Linked DNA regions of Homo sapiens: region 1 is linked to region 2. Evidence: chromatin loops called from intact Hi-C (ENCODE). Cell type or tissue: mammary epithelial cell. All regions are shown on one strand. Links, peaks and the distances in the headings refer to the core of each region. The heading gives the core; the rest is flanking DNA. Region 1 holds the start of MMRN2 (multimerin 2). Region 2 overlaps LDB3 (LIM domain binding 3).

What was found. Hi-C counts contacts between places; a loop is a spot of excess contacts. Peaks named below come from ENCODE experiments on the same cell type or tissue, not always from the same donor. Only the 100,000 strongest peaks of a DNase experiment are listed, where the experiment ranks them.
Region 1: a loop joins it to region 2, with 11 times the contacts of the local background. A loop is called at or near these places in 21 of 110 quality-filtered maps.

The regions. Positions count from the first base shown.
Region 1 is chr10:86,956,474-86,964,953 of GRCh38, forward strand. MMRN2 (multimerin 2) reads right to left here and starts at 1,142. Exons shown (of 7, transcript NM_024756.3): 1 at 905-1,142. The coding sequence starts at 1,068. SNCG (synuclein gamma) reads left to right here and starts at 2,126. Exons shown (of 5, transcript NM_003087.3): 1 at 2,126-2,345; 2 at 3,160-3,201; 3 at 3,528-3,655; 4 at 6,131-6,202; 5 at 6,492-6,785. The coding sequence starts at 2,225. The coding sequence ends at 6,512. RefSeq lists enhancers at 2,416-3,015, 4,216-4,816, 5,417-6,016. In mammary epithelial cell, for the core only: a CTCF peak has its summit at 4,139 (motif pointing left); DNase peaks (open chromatin) are centred at 2,698 and 5,178; H3K4me3 peaks cover 858 bases; H3K27ac peaks cover 2,025 bases.
Region 2 is chr10:86,682,923-86,691,402 of GRCh38, forward strand. All of the region lies in intron 5 of LDB3 (LIM domain binding 3), which reads left to right. Among named protein-coding and RNA genes, the nearest start is that of LDB3, 19 kb to the left of the region's middle. RefSeq lists enhancers at 1,150-6,647, 4,234-4,771. In mammary epithelial cell, for the core only: a CTCF peak has its summit at 5,574 (motif pointing right); no DNase peak of the experiment used is centred there.

The DNA.
Region 1 (8,480 bases), core at 1,080-6,079, 270 kb after region 2:
CCAAACAGGTCTGGTGTGTGGGGGCAGGAGGGTGGAGGTAGGAGCATCTGGGGGCTGGGGCTGGCTCCAAGTGCTGCAGAGAGTTCACTATGAGCTCTGAAGTCAAACTCAGATCCTGCTCCTTAGCTGTGTGGCCTTGGGCAAGCCCCTCAGCCTCTCTGAGCCTCAGGCTCCTCCTCTGTAAGTGGGGCTGTTGGAGGGATGAACTGAGATACACGTGGCAAGGTGCCTGGCCCTGAGACTGGGGGCCCCGTAAACAGCACCTGCTGCTCTGACTGAGGGGCAGTTGGAGATGAGGGGGGACTTACAGGCCCAACACCTCATCAGCAGGATGGGCCCTGGCTCTGTACACATAGAATGTTGGAAAGCTATGTTCTGGGTCCAGTTGCAAGACCATCCTGCCCACTTGCTGGGTCGCTGAGGCAGAGCGCCCTGGACTGTGCTCTGGAGAGCAGGGGGCCGTCTCTGCTCACTGCTGGGCAGTCAGAGTCAGGTCCCCAGGGAACTCAGATCAAAATCTCAGGGCAGCCTTGCTGGGTCTCAGCTTTCAGAATTGATTTCTTTGGAAGAACAGGAGGCATAGCCAGGCCAGCTGGCAATGGCTTCAGCCACAGTCCCCCAGTGCCCCATGCTGGGTGATTGATGGTAGGAGCTGTGCCTCCCTGCCAGCCCCCCAAGCCCCATTCCCTGCCATGGCTCCGACAGGGAACTCCCTGCAATTCTTAGGTGGATCCTGAAACACCCAGTCCAGACTACTTTTTCAGCCTCACAGATGGCCCAGAGATAGATACTATTAGCCCATTTCACAGATGGGACCCCAGTGAGGTCTAGAGAGGCTCTGCTCTAGCTGAGCTGGGACTCAGATCCTACTCCATGACCTCTGCCAAGGTCCAGGCCCTCTTACCGTCCTACGGGGTCCTTGCCGGTGTCCTCAGCCTCTGCCTTCCAGACCCCAGGTGTCCTGGAGCTCTGCAGATCAGAGAGGCTAGTACTGGAAGCCTGGGCCCATGCCCCCAGCAGCCCCCAGCCCAGGGGGCCCCCAAGGCTGAACAGCAAGCTCAGGATCATCTTGGTGGTGGGGCAGGCTCAGCTCACACTCAGCCTTGGCAAGTAGCTCCAGAAACTGCTAGTGACGTTGTCTTCAAGTTAAATCTCAGGAGGAAAAGAAAATACGAGGACAACAAAGAGAGGAAGTGGCCTGGGCCGGCCTACCCGGTGGGTCTTGTCCTGCCCCCCAACTACCCTGGCTGGCCCCACAGGGGCCGCCAACCACACAAGCCAGTTCCTGTCCCTGAGGACTTGGCTCAGGGACTCTGGGAATGTGGTAGACATGGGGTGGCCCCACCAAATGCATCCTTATGGGAACCTGCTCCCTGGGAGCCATGAAAAGAGCGTGGACTTCGAGGTGGGGCCACAGGAAGTGGTCAGGTCCATCTCAGGGGACCTGCTGCCCATCCACACTGCTGGCCAGGAAATGGGGGGCAATTCATGCCTCCTCAGCACCTTCAGCACTGGGCGGCTCAAAGAAGGGAAGGGACTATTCTGGGGTCACACAGCATGCAGCCAGAGGCCAAGGCATGAGGAAGTCCTTCATTTCCCCACCCCCACCCACCTCAGATCCTCCAACCGGTTTCATGGCAGCCCAGGGTCCAGCGGCATCCAGGATGCTGGTGGGTAGCTGCACAGCCCAGGCCGCGGGAGGTTGGCTGCTCTCACCTAACAGGCCTATGTGGCCCTGACCCCTACCTAGGAAGCTGGGGACAATGGCCAAGGCGCCTCCCCTCTCTGTGCCTGTCTGTCCAGGTGCAGCATAGACACAGCACCCCTGGGGCCAAGAGCACCCAGCCAGGGCTGCCCCCATGGGTGGGCAGGGCAGTAAATGAATGAGGGACAGGTTGGGAGGTGGCCAGCCCCCTCCAGCCCATGGAGGGCACGGGGCAGGAGAGCTGGGCTGAGCCAGCAGGAGCCCAGGGAGCCTGGTCTCTGCCTTCCTATCCTGGAGGAAGGTGAGGCTGAACCTCCTTCCCTCCCTCCCTCCCTCCCCGCCCCCACTGCACGCAGGGCTGGCTGGGCTCCAGCTGGCCTCCGCATCAATATTTCATCGGCGTCAATAGGAGGCATCGGGGACAGCCGCTGCGGCAGCACTCGAGCCAGCTCAAGCCCGCAGCTCGCAGGGAGATCCAGCTCCGTCCTGCCTGCAGCAGCACAACCCTGCACACCCACCATGGATGTCTTCAAGAAGGGCTTCTCCATCGCCAAGGAGGGCGTGGTGGGTGCGGTGGAAAAGACCAAGCAGGGGGTGACGGAAGCAGCTGAGAAGACCAAGGAGGGGGTCATGTATGTGGGTAAGTGGGGCATGGCAGGGTGGGACAGTGTGGTGGCCAAAGGGTGAGTGCCCAGTTACCTTCGCCAGACCTTACTCCCCAGCCCCAGGGAGGCATTTTGGGAGGGGGCGAGGCCCTGGCTATCAAGGTGGGGTCTCCAGACCCTGGAGCACCCACAATGCCCTGTGCACACCTATGTGTGTTTGTCTTTGGCCTCCTCGGGGCCTCTGGGTGTCAGAGACCGCAGACAGGGCTGGCTACCTGTCTGTGCACGCACACACACATTCCCAAGCATACCAGCCTCCCCTGAGCCTGGAGCCCCTGAAGCCATGAGCAGCCTGTGCTCAGGTGGCCCCCACCCTCTCCACACGGGAGCGGCTACAGCCAGGTCACGGATCCCCTCCCTCCCCAGAGAGAAGGGGCAGGCTGGGGGATGAAACCTAGGCTCAGTGTTCCCTCCCCCGCATCCTCTCCTGGCACTCTCCAGAGGAGGAAGGGGAGGTCAAGCCAATGACTCAGCTCTGGCCCATCCTGTCCTGTTGCTGCTTCTGAGGCCCGGCCACACCCGGGCAGGGGCTGGACCCTGGGTCTAGCCAGTGTCCCTACCTCAGGCCTGCTCTCTCTTGTCCCCCACATTCTGTCCTGTCCCCTTCCCATCCATCCACTTCTTCCAGACACAGCAGGAAGAGGCCCTCTGAAGGGGCCGCCGGCCCCCAGACACCATCCTTACCCCCCCACCGACCCCACAGTTTGTCCAGCTGTTCTGTTGTGTTTGTCCTGACCGCCCCCAACACCTCGAGGGAGGTCTGGGCTGACAGCTCCATTTCCTCCCCAGGAGCCAAGACCAAGGAGAATGTTGTACAGAGCGTGACCTCAGGTGAGAAGCCCCAGGGCCAGGGGACACATGGGGGATAGGACCCCTGGGGCTCCTGCATCCTAGTGCTGGGGCTCAAACCTAGAGTCCTGCCTTACCCCCAACTGGGGTCCCAAGCCCTACAGACCCCTGCAGACCATGAGGCTAAACTAGGGTGGGCGTCTCCTTACCCCCACCAGCATCAGAGGTGCCCTGGAGTCAGAGGGAGCAGGGGAGGGTCCCAGCAGGGCCAGGGCTCTGAGCTCCTGGGAAGGGGCTGCGAGCCTGACTCCAGCAGGCCTGCCTTGGGGCTGGGGCTGGGGTGGAGGCCAGCCAGTGTCCTCCCATAGTGGCCGAGAAGACCAAGGAGCAGGCCAACGCCGTGAGCGAGGCTGTGGTGAGCAGCGTCAACACTGTGGCCACCAAGACCGTGGAGGAGGCGGAGAACATCGCGGTCACCTCCGGGGTGGTGCGCAAGGTGAGCCCCGGCCCTCAGACCTGCCCAGTCCTCTCCTGGGCCCAGAAAGGCTGCTGGGCGGAGGCGGCATCACTCCACTCCACACCCCAGGAAACAACACGGGGGGCTGCGGCTGGCTTCAGTTTCAGTACCCACTGAGCGCCGGCATGGGGTGGGGTCCATGCTTGCTGTTCGACCTGCATTCGGGTCTGGAATCACCACAACCACCCCTTCGGGGGACTTGGGAGCCCATCTCATAGACAAGGAAAGTGAGGCTCAAAACCACATCTTCCGGACGGCTCTCAGCACTTAGGAGACACCCCATTTTATAAGTGAAAACAGGATCCCACACGGTGACAGGCAGCCTCCCGGGCAGTGGTCACCAGGCCGGGGGCTGAGTAGCACCAGCCCCGCCCCCAGGGCCTAGCCTCCCTCCCTGGGCTGGGCGGGGCAGCTGCCTCCTGCTGGGAGCCTCAGGGAAGTAGCGTCCCCTAGTGGTAAGAAAGCAGTGCTGCTTCTGACCCTACCCTCTGCAGCTGCCTTTGTGTGTGTGTGCACGTGTGTTGAGTGAGCATGTGGGTGCATTTGTGAGAATGTGTGGGTGTACATGCGTGTGAATGTACACATGCGTGTGCGGCCCAATAGCAGACAGCACAGGAGCAGTGGGGCGCACCCCAGGGACGGGTGTTGGCTGGGTGAGCTGTCCCAGCACCTGTGACACAGCAAGCTCTGCTTTACGCATTGTACGCTTATTAGTTCATTTAATAGACACAAAATCCATGAGACGGTGTGGAAACTAAGGCCCAGAGAGATTAATGTGCCCAAGGTCCCATGGCTAGTTCATGTGAGCTTGGAATTCCCCTGAGCAGCCTGTACTCTGAGAGACCCTGTGGCAGTGTAAGTGGTGGCCTGGGCTAGGATTCCTACCTGGGGGTGGGGCGGGGGAGCAGTGTCCAGCTCTCCTACCTGCTCCAGGCCTCCTAGGTGGTGGAGTCTGAGGCTCTGAGCACTGAGAATCCCTGCGTTAGGAGTGGGTGGGTGGAAGGGTGGGGGCTGCCCTACTCCTCTTGGCTCTGGGGCGATGCCCAGGTGTCTGCTTCCAGGGCCAGCACAGGGTCTCCATGTCCTTGGAGCTGGCAGCCGCTCCCTCTCCTAGTTCCCCTTTCTCGTCGTATGACCTTGAGAAGCAAAGGAACCTCTCTGGGCCTCCGTGTTCTCATCTGCAAGATGGGGGTGAGAGTGTCGGCCTCCCTGGGCTGTGTGATGAGGCAGGGCCATGACCTCCATGAAGCAATTCTCCTGGTCTATGTGAGCACCCAGCAGAGGAAGGTGACCATCATCATCATCATCATCATGTGTCCCAGGCAGAACACATAGAGCCCCAGGGGGCTCCTCCCTCCTCACCCCCAGCAAAAGAGGCCCTGGGGTGAGGGTGCCCGGGCATTCCTTGTGAATCCCGGAGCAGGGCTAGTGAGCCCTTGGAGCCACCTCGAGGGAGACTCATTTCCTGGTGACACCCCAAAACCAGTCACGACTCATCTCCCAGTGAACTGTGAAAGGCCTCAGCAGGGACTATCTGACCACTCATACCCCTGGCCTCATCATCAGCCTTAGGGCAGCAGGACTCAGCAGGTGGCCACCTGCCCTGCCCCTGGATAGCCTGGCCGACTCCCGCCAGCACAGCACTGCCCTTTTATGCCCCACTCCGCCAAGGGGCAGGATGGCCCTGGGGCAACACAGAGGTGACAGTATCCCCGCCTCCCCCCCGTCCCCCGCCAGAGGCAGGTGCTGAGGCCAGAGTGCAGGGCAATCACCAGTGTGGTCCTACACACCCAGCTGTCATGATATCTCACGCAAGTGTCTGGCCGGCATGGAGTGCAGGAGATAGAAGATGGGAAGTGAGAGAGGACTGTGTAACCTCTGCTGGCCCTGACCAGCCTGAGCCCAGAGCCTGTCCAGGAGGCAAAGAGAGGGAGCCATGCTCCTGTGGACTGAAGTGGGCCTGAAGCAAGCCTGATCTGATGCCAACACACCCCACCACTTTGAGCTCGAAGGCCCTGAGCTGCATGCCAAGCCTCCCTGGCCTCAGAGTCCCTATGTGAACCCCAATCAGTCTTCCTTGTAGGGCTACTGAGGGTGGGGTCAGACCTGGGGCTTCAGGGGCCTCTGCCCACTCTAACCCCCACTCCACCCTACCCCACCCAGGTTCCTCATCAGTGAAGCCCAACTAGGGGCTTCCCAGAGACTGGGGACCAGCTTGAGGGGTGAAGCTGGGCTCCAGGGTACTTGGTGCCCCTGGAAGGCCTCGGCATCATCAGAGCCCCGGGTATTGTCTGAATTGCACGCCCCCAATACCTCCAGCCCCTCCAAGTACAACAAGGCCACGAGGGGCCTCTGCTCCTCCTTGAGGCCAGGGTAGACAAGGCCCTGGTTGCAGGGCAGCTAGGGGTCTCTGCATTCTCCACATGGTCTCATGCCCCCTTTTGTCCCCTACAGGAGGACTTGAGGCCATCTGCCCCCCAACAGGAGGGTGAGGCATCCAAAGAGAAAGAGGAAGTGGCAGAGGAGGTAGGAGCTGGGCTCCTGGGGTGCACCATGGGGGGTTCCTTGGTAGGGACCCCATCCCCCACAGACGCACTGCTTCCCTCCTGGGCTCCCAGGGCCCAGAGGGGCCTCCTGACCTTCCACAGCCCCTACAGGGACTGTGTACAGGGCTAACCCTGAACCTGAGTGGGAGGTCCCCCCACGGATGACCCCTCAGGCATGGGGCACAGAAGACAACTTTTCTCAGCCCACTCAGGGTGGCCCATTAAGGCTGGGGCCTGGAGCTGGGTGTGCAGGTCATTCTCTCTCCCAGGCCCAGAGTGGGGGAGACTAGAGGGCTACAGGCCAGCGTGGATGACCTGAAGAGCGCTCCTCTGCCTTGGACACCATCCCCTCCTAGCACAAGGAGTGCCCGCCTTGAGTGACATGCGGCTGCCCACGCTCCTGCCCTCGTCTCCCTGGCCACCCTTGGCCTGTCCACCTGTGCTGCTGCACCAACCTCACTGCCCTCCCTCGGCCCCACCCACCCTCTGGTCCTTCTGACCCCACTTATGCTGCTGTGAATTTTTTTTTTAAATGATTCCAAATAAAACTTGAGCCCACTCCTGCCATGCTTCCTCTGGGTGCTGTGTAGCTTGAGGAGGGGTCCCCAGGTCCTCCCAGGAACAGGAACGGGTTCAGCCTGTTGATAGGACCAGGTATCCTATAGGGACACACACAGGGCATTCATGGGACCTGCGTGAGCCTTCAGGAACACCCCCAACCCACCCATTGCCTTTAACATGGAGGAGGCAGCACTGCCTTCGGCTCCCCAAGACATTCGACAGGACTCACAGTCCCATCCACGGGGATAGCTTAGCTCAGCCTCAAGGTAGCCCCCGCCTGCCTGCTCTGAGTCCCTGAGGAACCCACTGTCAGCAGGAGGTGAAGATAGGCTCCTGGGTCTTCCCTCCATGTGAGTTCTGGGCTCCAGTGTCGCAAGAGGAACAGGGCCACCTAACATCCTCCCTGGGGCAGATGGTGACTTTCAAAGATGGAGAAGTCTAAACCTAGTGAGGATGAAGGGCATCCCACAGGAGAGACAGAAGGTGGACCCTGCGGCGCCTCCCACCTGGCCCCAGCCAGTCTCATGCTCCCCGCTGGACCTGGAGCTGGGTACCCCTTGCACCCCTCCTGCACCCAGAAGCCTGCCAGTTGCCACCAAAAACACAACAGCAGAGACGCACGAAGCCGCACCTTGACAGAAAAATAGTAAAAAGCAACAGCTGCTGAGGTCCTCACAGGCGTTGACTGGGCACTGTTCTGAGCACTTCACCTTATTTAATCCTCAGAATAAACCTCTCAGGTTGGAGCTGTAGATCCAGGTTTTGCTGAGACGCACAGGACTGGGCAGAAGCCCAGGTGGCTCCCCAGCCCTGCTATGGCTGCATGGACCCCAAGGTGCTTACAGTGGATTGCCCCCAACCCAAAGTTTCAAAACAACCCAGGGCTTGCTGGCCAGTGGCCTACATGAAAGGCTGTTTGCCCAGCCCACTCTGAACAAGCCTGCCGGGCACGACGCAAACCACCCATCATGTAGGCCACTGGCCAGCGTGTCCTGGGTTGTTTTAAAGCCTTGCATGCCGGGCGGGCTTGTTCAGACCAGGGTTCCCTGGGGATCCTGGCTTCCCCTTTGATACTCAGATGGTTTGGGCTCAAAGCATCTCAGTGCCTTGCCCCAGGCCTTCAGGCCTGGGTGTTGGAGCCAGAGCTTGAGTCCGTCCACATGTGACTTCAGACACTGCCCTGTCCACACCGCCTCCCCATCCAGCCTCTGCAGTGGATTCAAGGGCAGCCCAGGAGGCTGGGAGCCCAGTCAGACACAGCGGAGCCAGGCTGTATCTGTTGTCTGGCCATGGGCATCCACTGAGGAGGCAGAACGGAGCAGGGGGCTGCTGGTCTCCACATCCCCAAGCACTGCCATGGGCAGGCATGAAGGGTCTGGAAGCAGCTCAGGCCAGTCAGGGCTGTTCCTGCTCCCCAGCCCAGACATGTACACATTAAGCAGGCCTGTATGAACCCAGGAGGAGGCCACCTGGGGCCTGGGTGTGCCCGAGAGTCCCCTGGGCTGTGAGAGAAAGCAAGGAGGAGCAAGGCTGGTCAGGTGATGGGGGTGAGGGAGAGGGCACCTATGCCCGGCTCCCAGCGACAACCTGCCCCAGGTTTCAGGGCCCTCTGCCTCTGCTGGAGGAGCCCAGAGGGGTCCCTGCTGCCCCTACCACAGCCCCCCTACAACCCCCTCTCACATACACTCAGGGCTTGT
Region 2 (8,480 bases), core at 2,941-7,940:
GTGGCCCTCAGCTTCCCCACCCCCCCAGCTCTTTCTAGAATCCTCAGTGAAGCTGATTTCTGGCACCACATGGCTTGCTTCCCTTACCCAAGGTGACAGAGCCATATATGCCCCCAGGGTTCCCCAGCAAAGGACTTTTGCCAGAAAACTCAGGGAATAGTAGAACAGAGATGACCTCCTTGTCCCGCATTTGTTGGGCTGGTAGGTCTTCCCGGTCCTTTTCAGGAACTGGCCTCAGGCAGAGAGGTCAGCCTCTGGTGGCCTGGGACTCCCAGGAGACCCACCTGCAATGATGATAATGTCTCCCCATACTGACCATGCACTCTGGCTATGGACCAGCTAACAGTCCACATGCCTTATCTCTCAGCAACACTCTCTAAAACAACTCTCTCTGCAACTCCAGAGGTGGGCATGATTTTCCCCATTTTATAGCTGGAAAATAGACGCTCAGAGAGAGCAAGTAATTTGCCCAAGGTCACACAGCTAGTAAGTGGCAGACAGAACTGGCATGCAGGTCTGCCTGACTCCACTTTGCATTGAGACAGGGACTTGCTGCCTGCTCAGGGAAGTGAGGGGCCAGGCCCACCTCTGCTTCCCATAGTGCCTAAGGTACTCTGCTGTCGGTGCAGGGGCTGCCCAGACCCTGATGAATGTGTAAATTATTTCTTGGTGCTCAGAGCAGCAGAGTCTGACGTTTCCTCCAAGGGATGGTGGGCTAGGGGAGGATGTGCAGTGGGTGCTTCATCCAAAGTAAAAGCTGATGCTGCTGTCTCAGGCAATGCCGGCAGGAAGGGCTGGAGCCTCTGACCTGGGCTGGCCTAGGGCAACCTCTGCTGGGCTGAGGCCACCACCTATGCTAAGTGGGTCAGCAACAGGGTCAGCAAGGGCTAATCCCCGTGCTTATCCATGGCACACTTCTCCCATGCTGAGCACCTTAGACTCATGACCCGTTCAGTCTGCACAACCCACCTGCGGGGTAGGCACTACCATCTCAAGAATTAGAATTAGGAAACAGGCTGGGACGGGTGGGTAATTTGCCCGGAGTCACAGTGCTAGGAAGAGGCAGGGTCACAACTTGAACTCTGTCCTGTCTGGCTCCAAAAAGAAGCCCCTTCCGCTACTCTCTCCTCTGGGCAACTTGCAGTGCAATTCTTTGGCACCTCGTATCCTCTTGGAAGGAGGAGAGAGAAACAGATGTGGTGCAAGGGCAGACGGGCATAGGCATCCCAGCAGCCCCCTTCTTCTCCTCCCTTCTGAGGCTGGCACTGAAGGGCAGTGCCCCTCAGGCCACTCAGTGCAAGGGCCCCTGGGCAGGTCTTACATCTTTGGCTCATCTTCCCCAAGACCCAGGCACTGGCTCCTCTCAGATGTGTCTGCTGCCACCATCCCGGCCCCAGGTCCTGGGTGGGAGAAGCTGAGCAGGAGGCAGGAATAAATGTCAAAGAAGGAGCAGGCTGCCAAGGGAGGGCAGAGGCAGCCCCCACCCCGCCAGGCCAACACTGCCCTCTGCAGGGGGCCCTGGGCTGGTCAGGGCAAGAGATGACCCTGCAGCTGTCAGCACTGGCCAAAAATGGAGAAGGAATGGAGCTCCGTGCTGGCCCTTTCCTAATATAGCTCCACTTGCAGCTATTTTGAGCCTGGGAGGATAGAGGGAATTTTATCAGTTCTGAGGCAGTGGCGGGCCTGGGGCAGAGCAGGGCCACTGTGCTGCTCCCTGGGACCGGGGACCACTGACTTGAGCCTGGCTTCCCAGGGTTTGGCTGCAAATGACCAGGGCCAGGCTGGCCGGGGCCCAAGCTCCCCCAGCTACAGCCCACACTGGGCAGATTCAAGAAGGTGGCAGAGTTTGGGGACAGAGCCCCCCACCTTCCACACTGTCTCCCTCACAGGCCCCCGACAGGGCTGCTGGCCACAGGGTCTGCCACTGCAGGGAATTTGCATTTAAAGAAACACAGGACAGACACTGCTTTCCCTACAGAGACCATGCTCTGGGAGGCTCACTCTCAGGTCAGAGTGAGAGGAAGGGGCCTCTCACTGTGCTGCCTCGGCTGTTGAGCTCACACTTCTCCCTGCGCCTGCTCGCTCCTCCATCCTGCCTCATTGCTGGCCCAAGGGGCCTTTAGGAGTGGCCCCTGGTGACTGTGCACCCCACTCCCCTATACCCCAAGAGGAGCAGCCAGAGCTGCCTGCGTCTCTTCTGGGAGGGAGAGGAGGTCAGGTTTGGGGGGGCATAGGAAACCCCGCGCACACCCTGCCTCCTTACCACTGCAATGCCTGCTCAGGACAGAATTCCAGAGCTGCCCCCACAAAACAGACTCTTAGTCCGGAGCTGCTGACAGGCAGGGAGGCCCCTGGGCCTCAGCCTTTTCCATAGCAGCCACAGCTGGTCCTGTCTCCACCCCTAGCTTCCACTCTGGGGTCTATAGCCAGGTTTGTATGTGGGGGATTCATGTATGCGGTACGAGTGCCCCTGAAGATAGACAAGAAAACCCTTCTTCTGGCAAAGCAGAGGGCACTGGGGACCCCTCAAGAGGGAAACATTGCTGTGTCAGTCTCTGAACCAAACCGAGGGTCCCAGTAGCTGTGATTCCCGGCTCTGAGTTCTCCCTCCTCACTCCTTGCTCTCCTCACCCATTGCGGTTTGGGCTGGTTCTGCCTCCACAATGACCAGGCTGATGATGGCCCCGGCGCTCAAACTGCCCCTGGTGGAGCCTCTCTCTGACCACCCTGTCTTCTTTGCCCTTTTCCTCCCCAGGTGGTAGTCAACTCTCCAGCCAAGTTAGTATCAAAGGACAGCATGTGTGTGCGCTTGCGTGCCAGCCCCAGCATGTGTCTGCGTGTGTCTGGCGTGGATAGAGTGTGCCTGCTGGCATGTGTACATGTATGTGCATATGTATGAGTGGGGTACACTTGTACCCCTGGGTGAGCCTGCATGTGTGAAGCTGGAGTAGAAGCATTTGGGGGTGGGAGTGGGGGCTCCATCCGATGGTTCTAATTTCATTCCCAATTTCCTGCTGCAGCAGCTGCTTAAGATGTGCCTGGGGTTGGTGACGGTGGCGGGCGCAGGGGGAGGGGGACACAGGCTGTGCTGCTGCTGGGCCTGTGTGAGCCTGAAGACCTTTCTGTCCTGGCGACCCCTCAGAAGGGCTGCACTGGATCTTGTCTGCCCGGGGAGCGCACCTATCCATTGGAGGGAAGAGCCTCCTGTGGGTAGAGGATGGCCAGCTACTCAGCAAACTGGACTTGAGGGGGCCTGGGCAGCTGGAGCCCTGCTCTGAGGAAGAAGCACATTCCCTGAAGCGTCTGGAAGATCAGAGCCCTGGGCCACCAAGGGGGTGGCCTGCAGGAAGAGCCCCTTCACGGAGAAACCTTGCTCAGAATCCCTGCGGGTGCCAGTGGAGCCGCTTTTCACCTTTGGGGCATTCTGGACTCAGCTTGGGCTGCTGCTCCCGACCCCTACCCCCAGCCCCATGCCTGCGCTTCCCCTGCTGTGTGTAGTGGGAGATCTCTCTGTGCCTGGCAGCCCCTGCAGACCCTGGGAGGGAGCTCAGGCTGAGCCAGGCACTGCAGGGGAGCTGGGAAAGCCAAGATGGGCAAGGAAACCCTTCTATGGCCAGGAGTGGTGGCTCATGCCTGTAATCCCAACACTGTGAGATGCCAAGGCAGAAGGATCAGCTTGAGGTCAGGAGTTCAAGACCAACCTGGGCAACATCGTGAGACTCTGTCTTTACAGAAAAAAAAAAAATAGTGGCATATGCCTGTGGTCCTAGCTACCTCAGGAGGCTGAGGTGAGAGGATCACTTGAGCCCAAGAGGTTGAGACTGGAGTGAGTGGAGATCACACCACTGCACTCCACCATGGGCGACAAAGCGAGACCCTGTATCAAAAAAAAAAAAAAAGAAAGAAAAAAGAAAACCTTCTGCTGCACTGGGCTTTGGGGGAGGGTGCCAAGGATTTTCTTGAATACACCCAGACCACCCACCATCTGGAGACTTGTGTAGCCTATGGGGGTTCAGGGCCTCGGCTCTGGGAGATCTCTCTCGACACCCACCGCGCCCAGCCCTTGCCTTGGCCACCCATGTAACCGCCACCTGTTGCCCTTTTCTCCTCCCTCTCCCTGCCCGTACTCCCGCACCCCTCCCCCAGCGCCGACTACCAGGAACGCTTCAACCCCAGTGCCCTGAAGGACTCGGCCCTGTCCACCCACAAGCCCATCGAGGTGAAGGGGCTGGGCGGCAAGGCCACCATCATCCATGCGCAGTACAACACGCCCATCAGCATGTATTCCCAGGATGCCATCATGGATGCCATCGCTGGGCAGGCCCAAGCCCAAGGCAGTGACTTCAGTGGGTAAGCGCCTCCCTCCTCCACCGCCACTCAGTGCCTCCAGAGCCCGAGGGGTATGGGCCATTGGGCACCATCGGGACCAGCTTTCTTCCCTCACGTTGGACCTCCTGGAGGCATGGCCCTTGGAGGGGAGCCAGCCTTCACCAGGGCCTTCTGGAACGTGGGTATCCTCTCTTCAGACCCTCTCCATGGTCAGCTTTAGGAGAAGGGTGGAGAAATGCAGAAAATGGTGGCTCCTCAAAGTGCTTTTCACAGCCTCTGCATTTTCCCAGGCTCTATGAGGAGGCTGGAAGAAGAGACTTCTACAGTCCTCTTAACAAGGGGACCATTCTGGAGGCCCCCAGGCCTCTCACAGCGAAGCTGTCCTTTAAGGAGGGGGAAGTTACCAGGTTCTTCCAGCAATGAGAATTGATTCAAATACACTGGCTGGGTTTCTGGTTTGGGAAGGGGTCTGCGACCAACCATCCACACTACTGCTGGCAATCAGTCCCACAGATGGGAGCAATCCCCTTCTTTTTGCCCTAGGAAGCCCGGCCTCAAGGCAGTGGCATTTAAGACATCCTTGGTTCCTGGAATTCACCCATTAGCTATGGCTGGGGAATTTGAGGGTTGGTAAAGAAAGAGTTGGCTGAAAATCATTTGTGGATGAAAAATGCTAGCAATGCAAACATTCATGCAGACAGACCTCTCTCTGCGTGTCTCTGTGTCTCCCTCTCTCTGTATGTCTCTTTCTGTCTTCCTCCTTGTTGCTTTTTCTCTGTCTCTCCCTCCCCCGACCCTCGTGTGTGTGTGTGTGTGTGTGTGTGTGTGTGTGTATGTGTCTGTCTATCTGTTGTTTCTTTTTTACACACATACACATAATTCCTCACTGTTTTCTACTTGGGAATACCACTGTGTTGGCTGATTATCAGTCTCGGCAACATCTTATCCCTGGGTCAGGATCCCCTAGCAATTCAAGGCAAAAAGTCTTGAAATGACAGTGATGCTTTTTTCCAAAGCCAGAAAAACCGATGTAATAAGAGGGATGGAGGGATTAAAAAGTCCCAGAGAACCCAGTTGCACTTGGCCTTTCCAGACCCCAGCCCTTGTGGCCATGATATGCATGCAGGTTATAAAGGGCAGGCTCCCCAGCCCCAAGGGTGGAACAGTGTGGGCTCTCTGGGCTCTGCTGGAACTGAGGAGCCTGGGGCCCTTTTGGAGATGCAGTACTTCCTCTAGGCCACCAGGGAGCAGAGGTCGCCTGTCCTGGAGTTTCAAGTCAAACTCCCAAGGCTCAGGGCTGCTGCTCTTCGCCTAATTCTGGGCAAGGTTGATTGAATTCCATCATTCAAAGCAGAAAATATGACCATGCAAGTTTACAAACACAAGCATTAGCTCATGCGTACCCAGAAAAACAAGGCTGCCTAAGCCCAAGAGCTAACAGGGATTTCCTGTTAACATTTCTTTGTCACGTGTGTCCTTGGTGTGCTCTTAAAAGTAGTAGCAATGGCCAAAGGGAAGTTCAATGGAGAATAATGAAAGAAATGCTCTTCACTAACTTTCTGTTTTCTGCACGTTGGGAAGACTGCTATCATTTGGTCTCACCACTAGGGCACCCATCAGTTTTGGAATTGATGCACTGTTGATTAATCGAGACTTCACGAAGGACGTTTCCCATCTCCCTCCTGTCCCCTCCCATCCCCTCCCTATTCCTCCCCTGGTATGCCTGGAAAGGGTCCTCTTCTCCTCTTCCTTTTAACGCAGCCACGCTGAGCTGACCATGCTGTGGTGCCAGTGAGTAACCCTCTTGGCCATAACGTGCTCCCATTTCTGCTGTTAATTTCCGTGGTTCCTTCCTCAATGACCGTGTTTTTTCTCTTTTTCTTCCTCCTTCACCCACCCCATTCCCATAACTCGTTTCTGACCCTAACCCGGCTCTCTTGTGTGCGCTGCCCCTCTGCTATCCCATGATGGACGCGCACTCACGGCTGGGTTTTCCTCTGCTTGGCAGGGCGTCACCGCTGGCGTAAGTAGACCCTGCAGTGTCTGTCCAGTCATCCGTCTGTCTGGTTGTGGGATGGTGTGTGTGGGTTTGGTGGGATGTGTCTGAGGACCAGTGGTCAGCCCACGTGCTCTGTCCACGCTCCTCCTCACACCCACCTGTCAGCCAAACGACATCCCTTGCAGCCTTTACAGGCAAGTACTTGTCTCTTGGGGTTTGTCCAAATAATGTCACTGTGGTCACAGAAATCACAGAGTAGTGACACTCATGCTGCAGGCCCAGGCTGGGGGTGCATACCTGTGTTCTTCTTGCCGTGCTTTGGGGTAGCTCCCCCCGCCTTTCCTATCTGCACTGGAACAGTGTAGACCCAGACATTAGAATGCACACTGGGCCATTATTCAGGGCTAGAAGGTGACAAGGTAACCTCTTGGAGGCCACTCCCCAGAATCCTCATGGGAAGTGTATCTGCAGGAGCCAGTGCCTGCCATGACCACCCATGGGAGGGGAAAGATGAATCAGACTGGGGGCTGCACACAGTGAAGCAAATGCAGCGGTGACCTGATGTTGCGGTGACTGTGGAGTGTTTTCTGTGGCAAGAAGAACAAGCTGAAAGTGGGTCCAGAGAGTGGACTCAGGCCAAGGGCCAAGGACTGCAGGACCTGTTCCATCTTCCCTGCATATATTCTCCCTGAGCCTTGGTGTCATGAAAGGCACAGCAGTTTCCTTATCTGACTCCCAGTCTTGGTCACAGCAGCAACAAGAGTCCCTGGTCTTTGCACGGGGTTGTGGGAAATGAAGCCAGAAATGCTTTCTTGAACCCTTGGAGCCAAGAAAGGCACAGGGGAGCTCCTCCTGGGCACATTCCAGGGAAACAGCAGCAAACACCTTCCACCTGCTCTCTGGATTGCAAAGCTCTGTAGAGAGGCTCAAGGGCCTTGCATCCACACCTTCCCTCACCCACTGCACAGTTCACACTCCCTCCTTCCCTCCCCTCCCAGTGGGTCAGGAGCCAGGACCAGGGAGACCTGGTTGTGCCTTCCTGTTGCCCATCTCACCCAGACCTTAGGAACGCCTGGGACTCCTCCCTATGCCAGAAATGGCCTGTCCCAGCAACAGCAAGATCCCACCCTCTCCTTTGCTCCCTGGGCAGCTGCAGGCTCCTCCCTGGCCGGACCCTAGAAGCCTCTGCTGGTCTTTCCCAACCGATCCCAACCACAGGCTGCCAGTACCTATAGCTCTCTGGGCCAGGGCAGGGCCTTCAGCGAAGCCAGGGCAGCTCCACCCAACCTCGATCACCTTTCCCCACCTCTGCTCTTGTAGCCCACCCTGAGCCAGACACAGGGACCAGTCCTGGGACACAAGGTCAGTTCCCTGTCACACTCCTTGCAGGGAGGGTATAAGACATGGACAATGGGGAGTTTCCTCTCCCAGCCAGCCAGCCCTCTGGGGAAAAGGGAGAGGCAGGCAGAAGAGTACTGGACAGGGCATCTTTCCAGGCATAGGTCCAGGGCCTCCCACTGGGCAGAAGTAGCCTTCCTGAGCCCTATGACTGCAGGGAGCCTAATGGAAAGGACACAGGGCTAGCAGCCAGGAAACCTAGGTTCTCACCCAATGGGGCCCTTATCTGCTGTAACCTGGAGCTAGTTGGCTGGCCTCTCTGGACCTCAGCTTCAGCATCTGTACGAGGAGAGGGCTGGGCCAGCAGTCTGTTACTGTTGTGGGCTTCACCTGAGCCCTCCCAGGCCTCTGAGAAGGTGGGCTGGGCGGCTTGGTCCTCTGGTCCCCCGGCCAGGGTGAGTGGGCTGTAAGGCTTTTGACCATGGCCTGCACTGCAGTCTGATTCAGGCTGGGAGGCACTGGACCCGAGGGGCTCTAGGGTCCCTTCTGGCTCTGATGTAGGATTTGTTTGTTCAGCCAAGAGTTTTGTGCACCTATCATGTGCCAGACCCTGGGAGCCTAAGGGAAGGTCACCTGGTCCTCCACAAAGGGCTGCGCTTCTCTGGGACAGAGGACCAGTGGCTTCCATGCAGCCCCACTCCCAACTTCCCCAGGCCAGAAATCCCCTGTCCCTACAGGCCATGCCAGGGCTGTGCCTTGCTGCCTTGTTTCTTACCACTTTCCAGCAGAGTCAGCCTACTCACACTGAGCCCAT